2 separate regions of the Homo sapiens genome follow, and region 2 is linked to region 1. The links are chromatin loops, found by intact Hi-C in ENCODE. Cell type or tissue: OCI-LY7. All regions are shown on one strand. Links, peaks and the distances in the headings refer to the core of each region. The heading gives the core; the rest is flanking DNA. Region 1 has its middle 60 kb from the start of ADAMTS7. Region 2 overlaps RASGRF1 (Ras protein specific guanine nucleotide releasing factor 1).

The links. Peaks named below come from ENCODE experiments on the same cell type or tissue, not always from the same donor. Only the 100,000 strongest peaks of a DNase experiment are listed, where the experiment ranks them.
Region 2: a loop joins it to region 1, with 2.4 times the contacts of the local background. A loop is called at or near these places in 3 of 110 quality-filtered maps.

Annotation. Positions count from the first base shown.
Region 1 is chr15:78,749,689-78,752,592 of GRCh38, forward strand. It overlaps the pseudogene LOC646938. Among named protein-coding and RNA genes, the nearest start is that of ADAMTS7, 60 kb to the right of the region's middle. In OCI-LY7, for the core only: a CTCF peak has its summit at 1,536 (motif pointing left); a DNase peak (open chromatin) is centred at 1,533.
Region 2 is chr15:79,006,192-79,009,095 of GRCh38, forward strand. It overlaps RASGRF1 (Ras protein specific guanine nucleotide releasing factor 1), which reads right to left. Exons shown (of 27, transcript NM_001145648.3): 14 at 1-243. The region is part of intron 2 of LOC105370917 (a long non-coding RNA gene); the gene reads left to right. Among named protein-coding and RNA genes, the nearest start is that of CTSH, 63 kb to the left of the region's middle. RefSeq lists an enhancer at 1-499 and a silencer at 936-1,230. In OCI-LY7, for the core only: a CTCF peak has its summit at 1,122 (motif pointing left); a DNase peak (open chromatin) is centred at 990; H3K27ac peaks cover 1,243 bases.

The sequences.
Region 1 (2,904 bases), core at 155-2,654:
GTCTCCAACTCCTGACCTCAAGTGATCTGCCTGCCTCAGCCTCCCAAAGTGCTAGGATTACAGGCATGATTACCCACATCTGCCAGCTTGGGCACGGAGCCTGTTTCAAGAGCCCCCAGGCTCAGCCATGGAGCCTGGGGGACTTTGGGACCGTGGGGGCTGGCCCTGGTACCTGCGTCCAGCTGGGATGCTCTGCACCTGCAGCCAGGAGTCATCCACGGGCCCCCGTGGGCGTGCTGACAGTGGTCGTGTTGATGTTCACCGATGTTGCTGGGTGCCTCCGTCAGCACGTGGCGCTTGCGCAGCATCTCGCCGCCCCACTGTGCCTTCTCTGCCAACTCCTCCATCAGCGTGTTCTGGTCCCCATGCGAGTACAGGTTGGACAGCAGCTCTGAGAAGATGAATTCCTTGGTCTGAGAGTGGGCAAAGAGGGAAGGAGGTTGGGACCTGATACCTGTGCCACCCTGGCCACCCCGCTGGGCCCTGCTAGGACTGTGTGCTGGACTTGGAGCCCCAAGTATGGCTTTTCAGATGCGGCTTCTACACTGCTTCAACTTGAAGATCTGCGTCCCCACTGCCTTTTCTCACTCAGATGGGGACACTGAAGTCCAGAGGAAAAGCCACCTGTCCAAGGTCACAGATCTGGAAGGGGACCCAGGACCTGTCATGCCACCAGGACACCTGTCTACTCAGTTTAAAAAAATTTTTTTTGGAGGTAGGATGTCGTTCTGTCACCAGGCTGGGGTACCGTGGATGAGATCACCACTCACTGCAGCCTCAACCTCCTGGGCTCAAAGTGATGCTCCAACATCAGCCTGTTGAGTAGCTAGGACTACAGGCACGTGCCACCACCAAGCCCAGCTATTTTTTAAATTTTTGTGTAGAGACCAGGTCTCACTATGTTGCCCAGGTTTGTCTCAAACTCCCGGGCTCAAGTGATCCTTGACTTGGAAGAGCCCTGTGTTTCTGGCCTGGGCAGCCAAGTATTCAGGAACCCTCCCTGGCCACACGGTCATTGCCTGTTCTGGGCCACCCTCATCCGTATATCCCCTGGACCGCAGCTGTTGGCTGCTCTGACCCTGAGAGCCGATTTGGACAATGGGAGCTGAGGTGCTGGCTGAGGCCATGCCAGGCTTCCTGGAGGTCATCGCTATTTTTAGTCTTTTACTGGGGAGTGTGTTTGTAATAGTTTCAGGCTTACTAATAGCACCAACAAGAGTGCCCTGATTTCTGCCAAATGAGGAGGGATATGGGAATCATATTTGCGGGGGAAATTTGATTCTGAGTCCTGGGGTGAGCCTGGGGGGTTTCTGTTCATCTCGTGTTGGGTCAGGATTGCCGAGAGTGACAGGGAGTGAGCTCACCCATGCCGACAGCTAGGGCAGTGTTGGGAGCGCCGCTGCCCTCAGTTCTGTACTGGGTCCCAGGCGCTGCCAGGAGGAGCCGAGGCGAGTGGGCGTGGCTCTGGCGAGTGCCCGCCCCTTCCCTGGCACCGCAGGCCGACCTGGCCCCTCCCACACTGCTGGGCCTTGCATGGTCCTGCAGCGCCTCCTTGTGAGCGGCTCGCGGTACGGTCTCCCCTGCAGCTTGCTTTAGAAAGCGGGGTCGCCACACCAACAGGTGCTTTAAAGAGTGCCAAGGCGGTGGCAGGCTCCCCGCTGTTATCAAGACTGCAGGGGCCCATAACCCGCCTCTGGGCTGGAGCCTCAGTGTTTTAATGAGCTTCCCAGACTAGTGGTTGCAAGGAGGCCAGTCCTGCAGCACAGCGATTGGCCTTCAGAAACACAGGGAGGGAGTTGTGTGGTCAGCTGCATTCAGGAGACGGGAGTTACACAGGATTGAACCACGTTCTGCAGCAGGACTTCTAGGAGCCTTTTAAGGCGCTGAGCATCGTCTCCCAAATTTAGCTGACCATGGGACACCTTCTCATCTCCCAGAGGAACCTTCCAGGCCTGAGGCAGAGGTGGGGTCTGGCTTCCCGGGTGCCAGCCTGGGCCGAGGGGTCTCTGTCAGCTCCTGACTGAGGAGCAAATGAAGAATTATACTTCGGGCTCGTGTTCTGCAGCACAGGAGTGTTGGGCGCCGTAGGTTTGGGGTTTGTGGGGGCTGTGGGCTGACAGCTGTTGGGGAGAAAGGACTGGTGGTGGGGACCCTGTGCCCCGTTCACACGGAGCCTCCTCCCACCTGCTGGGGCTGGCAGCCCGGTCTGCAGAGCCAGGCAGGAGGCGGAACCTGAGAAATCCACACGCGGGGACCCCTGTGCTTGGGCGTTCTCTGTTCTCTGGTGCTCCCATGTTCCAGAACACACACTGGTGAATTCGGAATTTAAATAAAGCTGGCCTTTCTGACCTTAAGCCTCTGGATGAGAGTTAAGCATGTCCAGGTAGTAGTGGGTGTTTTGAAACATAAAAGGTTGCACCCTCGTGTGTGCCTGTGTTAAAAGGAGCCCACGCAGCCGACAGCAGCAGGAGCAAATGGCCTGCTCTGATGGGGACAGGCAGGAAGTCCTTCGGGGCATTTCTGTTTCATCACAGCTTTTCCTGGGGCTGGTGAGTCTGTTGGGCCTTTGGTTGACAGGGAAGCGCATGAGCCCATGTTGGTGGATACAAAGCATCTGGGGCCTGGCAGAATCCAGAGAGGGGAAGATGGTGGCCCCAGTGTTGGAGGAACTGGCCTATTTTGTGATCCCCAGAGACCAGTGTGACTGACCCATTAGTGCTACAAATCCATAGCCAGGCCTCAGGACAGCTTTTGGTTTTGTTTTTATTAAGCCACTGACCAGTGGTTAGGAGCAAGTGGATCATAACCTTAACATTTTATTGAAAATTGGAGCCCTGACCTGGGGATGTGAAACCCACGAGCTGCACATTTCTCTGTAGACTGCATCTGGACACTTGTCACATT
Region 2 (2,904 bases), core at 1-2,500, 260 kb after region 1:
GGAATGGCACTGATAGGCTTCTTGTAGATGGTAATGAGCTTGTCCAGGACCACGATGGCGGTGGTGAAGACGCGGTAGGAGTGCAGGAAGGTGTTGAGGAAGTCGATGCTCAGGAAGCGCAGGTCCGTCAGCCTCTCCAGCAGCCGCTCCACACTGGCGTAGCGGATCTGCAGCACTTTGCAGGAGTTCATGGTTTTGCTGAAGCGAATGTCAACATCATCACAATATAAGGAGGCGTCGGACCTGAGAGGGGAGGAAGGATGCAGAGGTGATGTGGGTCTAAAGGCATCTGAATGGCACCCACCAGGCCTGCTCATCACTGCTTCCCCCACACACTGACAACACAGGATGGTCTTATTAAGAGAACAAGCTTGGGAAGGATGACACTGAAGGAGGGCTACAACTTCTTTTTCCCAATATCCTAAAAACTCTCCATTATAAAACCCCTAGAAATACTGGAGAAGTATTACAAATTTAAAAACATTTGTTGTTGAGTTCACAAGACGTAAGGAACTCTGTTTACACAAATGTGTATGTGGATGGGGTGCAGTGGCTCACGCCTGTAATCCCAGCACTTTGGGAGGCTGAGGTGGGAGGATCACTTGAGGTCAGGAGCTCAAGACCAGCCTGGGCAACATGGCGAAACCCTGTCTCTCTTAAAAATACAAAAGTTAGCTAGGTGTGGTGGCCCATACCTGTAATACCAGTTACTAGGGAGGCTGAGGCACAAGAATCGCTTGAACCCTGGAGATGGAGGTTGCAGTGAGCCGAGACTGTGACACTGCCCTCCAGCCTGGGTGACACAGCGAGACTCTGCCTCAAAAAAAAATATGTGTACATGAATGTTCTTAGCAGCATTATTTGTAATAGCCCCAAAGTGGAAACTACCCAGGTGTCCATCAGCTGATACATGGAAAAACAAAATGTGGTCTATTTGATCTGCTAGCAGCTGTCAAGATGTAAGGACAGGTGTCCAGTGCAGTTAGCCAGAACAAAGGGGCTAAGATGGGGTGAACTTGCAGGGGTCTTGTTTCAGCTGCTTGTGAACTTGAGGTCAGCAGCCTCTACAGGGCATAGTGGGAACCAGTGGCCCTGAAGGCTGCTGTACCACACAGCGCCCTCTGGTGCTTACGCCACTGGAATCGTCTTTTATTGGTCATCCAATGGGAGCTATTAGGACTCTTGGGCAACTCTGGGTTTTCATTTTTTGGATGTTGTGAGTCTTTGTAATCATGTTTTACTTTTTGTTTTGACTACCAAGAATCTTAGAATCAAATATAGTGCTCATTTCTTTTTATTTACTTCTTTATTTTTTGTTTGTCCTTATTACTTACATGCTGATGGCCGTATCTAGTTTTTTTTTTTTTTTTTTTTAATGAGATAAGGTCTCATTTGCTCAGGCTGGAGTACAGTGCGGTGGTGTGATCATGGCTCACTGCAGCCTTGCTCTCCTGGGCTCAAGTGATCCTCCTGCCTTACCCTCCCCAGTAGCTGGGATTACAGGTACATGCCACTATGCCTCGCTAATTTTTGTATTTTTTGGTAGAGACACGGTTTCACCATGTTGCCCAGGCTGGTCTCGAATTCCAGGGCTCAAGCAATCCTCCTGCCTTGGCCTCCCAAAGTGCTGGGATGACAGGTGTGAGCCACTGTGCCCAGACTATCTAGTTTTTCTTTTTTTTTTTTTCTGTTTTTTGAGATGGAGTCTTGCTCTGTCACCCAAGCTGGAGTGCCTCTGCCTCCACGATTCAAGTGATTCTCCTGCCTCAGCCTCCCGAGTAGCTGGGATTACAGGCATGCGCCACCACGCCCAGCTAATTTTTGTATTCTTAGTAGAGATGGGGTTTCACCATGTTGGCCAGGCTGGTCTCAAACTCTTGACCTCTTGATCCACCTGCCTTGGCCTCCCAGAGTGCTGGGATTACAGGCGTGAGCCACCGCACCTGGCTCACCTGTTCTTTCGAGGGTATCTTCTACCTAGGAGTGCAGATAGTGCTCAGAGGAAGTGAGCAAATGGACATAGCATCCCTTTCACACTGTCTTTCTTAAATACTTTTCTTTGGAAGCATTCTTGGGATTTGAAATAAATAAACTTTATCGAGTGCCTTCAATGAGCAGGGCAGTGGGATTTCTTTTTAGGATGAGAACAATATGGGAAAAGCACAGGGCCCGTAAAGATACTGCAGTTCAAAAAGAGAGCATTCCAAAGAAACCGAGGAAATGCTGCCTTCTAAGTTAGCTTTGCTGCAAGACACAAAACATTTTAGAAAACTCCTGATTTGGTTTCCACCAAGATTCAGGAAAGTATACACTGCATCTATGGGACCTTGAGAAGCAACCATGAAGAGGGAGTAATCCAAGGTCAGAAGGATTTCCTGGACATGAAAAACAAGAGTGCTAAATTGAAGGCTGGGACGGATGCAGCAAATGGCAGATCGGACACTCAGAAAATCTGAGTGGTCTATTAAACACATTTGAGAAAGTCCCCTAGAACTCAGAGAAGGACAAAGAGGTTGAAATGACAGAAAATGGAAGCAACACAGAGTGGACAGAGAGGGGACCTCTCACTACCGTGAGACAAAGTAGCAAACGAGAGAAGCCACGCCTGCTCATTTCTGCTTGCTGGCATGACTCCACAAGGCCCCTGACTCCGTGACGATGTGCAGCGCTCCGGAAAGATGCTTTGAGGACAAAGCAGGCCAGAGCACATGGCCTCCCAGGTCTCTTGCCTGAGTCTCTATTCTCCCTACAAGATAAATGACCCTCGTCTTTGCCTTTCCCAAACATAATATGACGTCTGATAAGGTTAGTGATGACACCTCTGTCATCTCTAACCAGACGCACTCTCAGGCCCAAACCTTGATGTGATTCTGCTTCAGTGTCACTTCTCAGCAAGTCTGATGT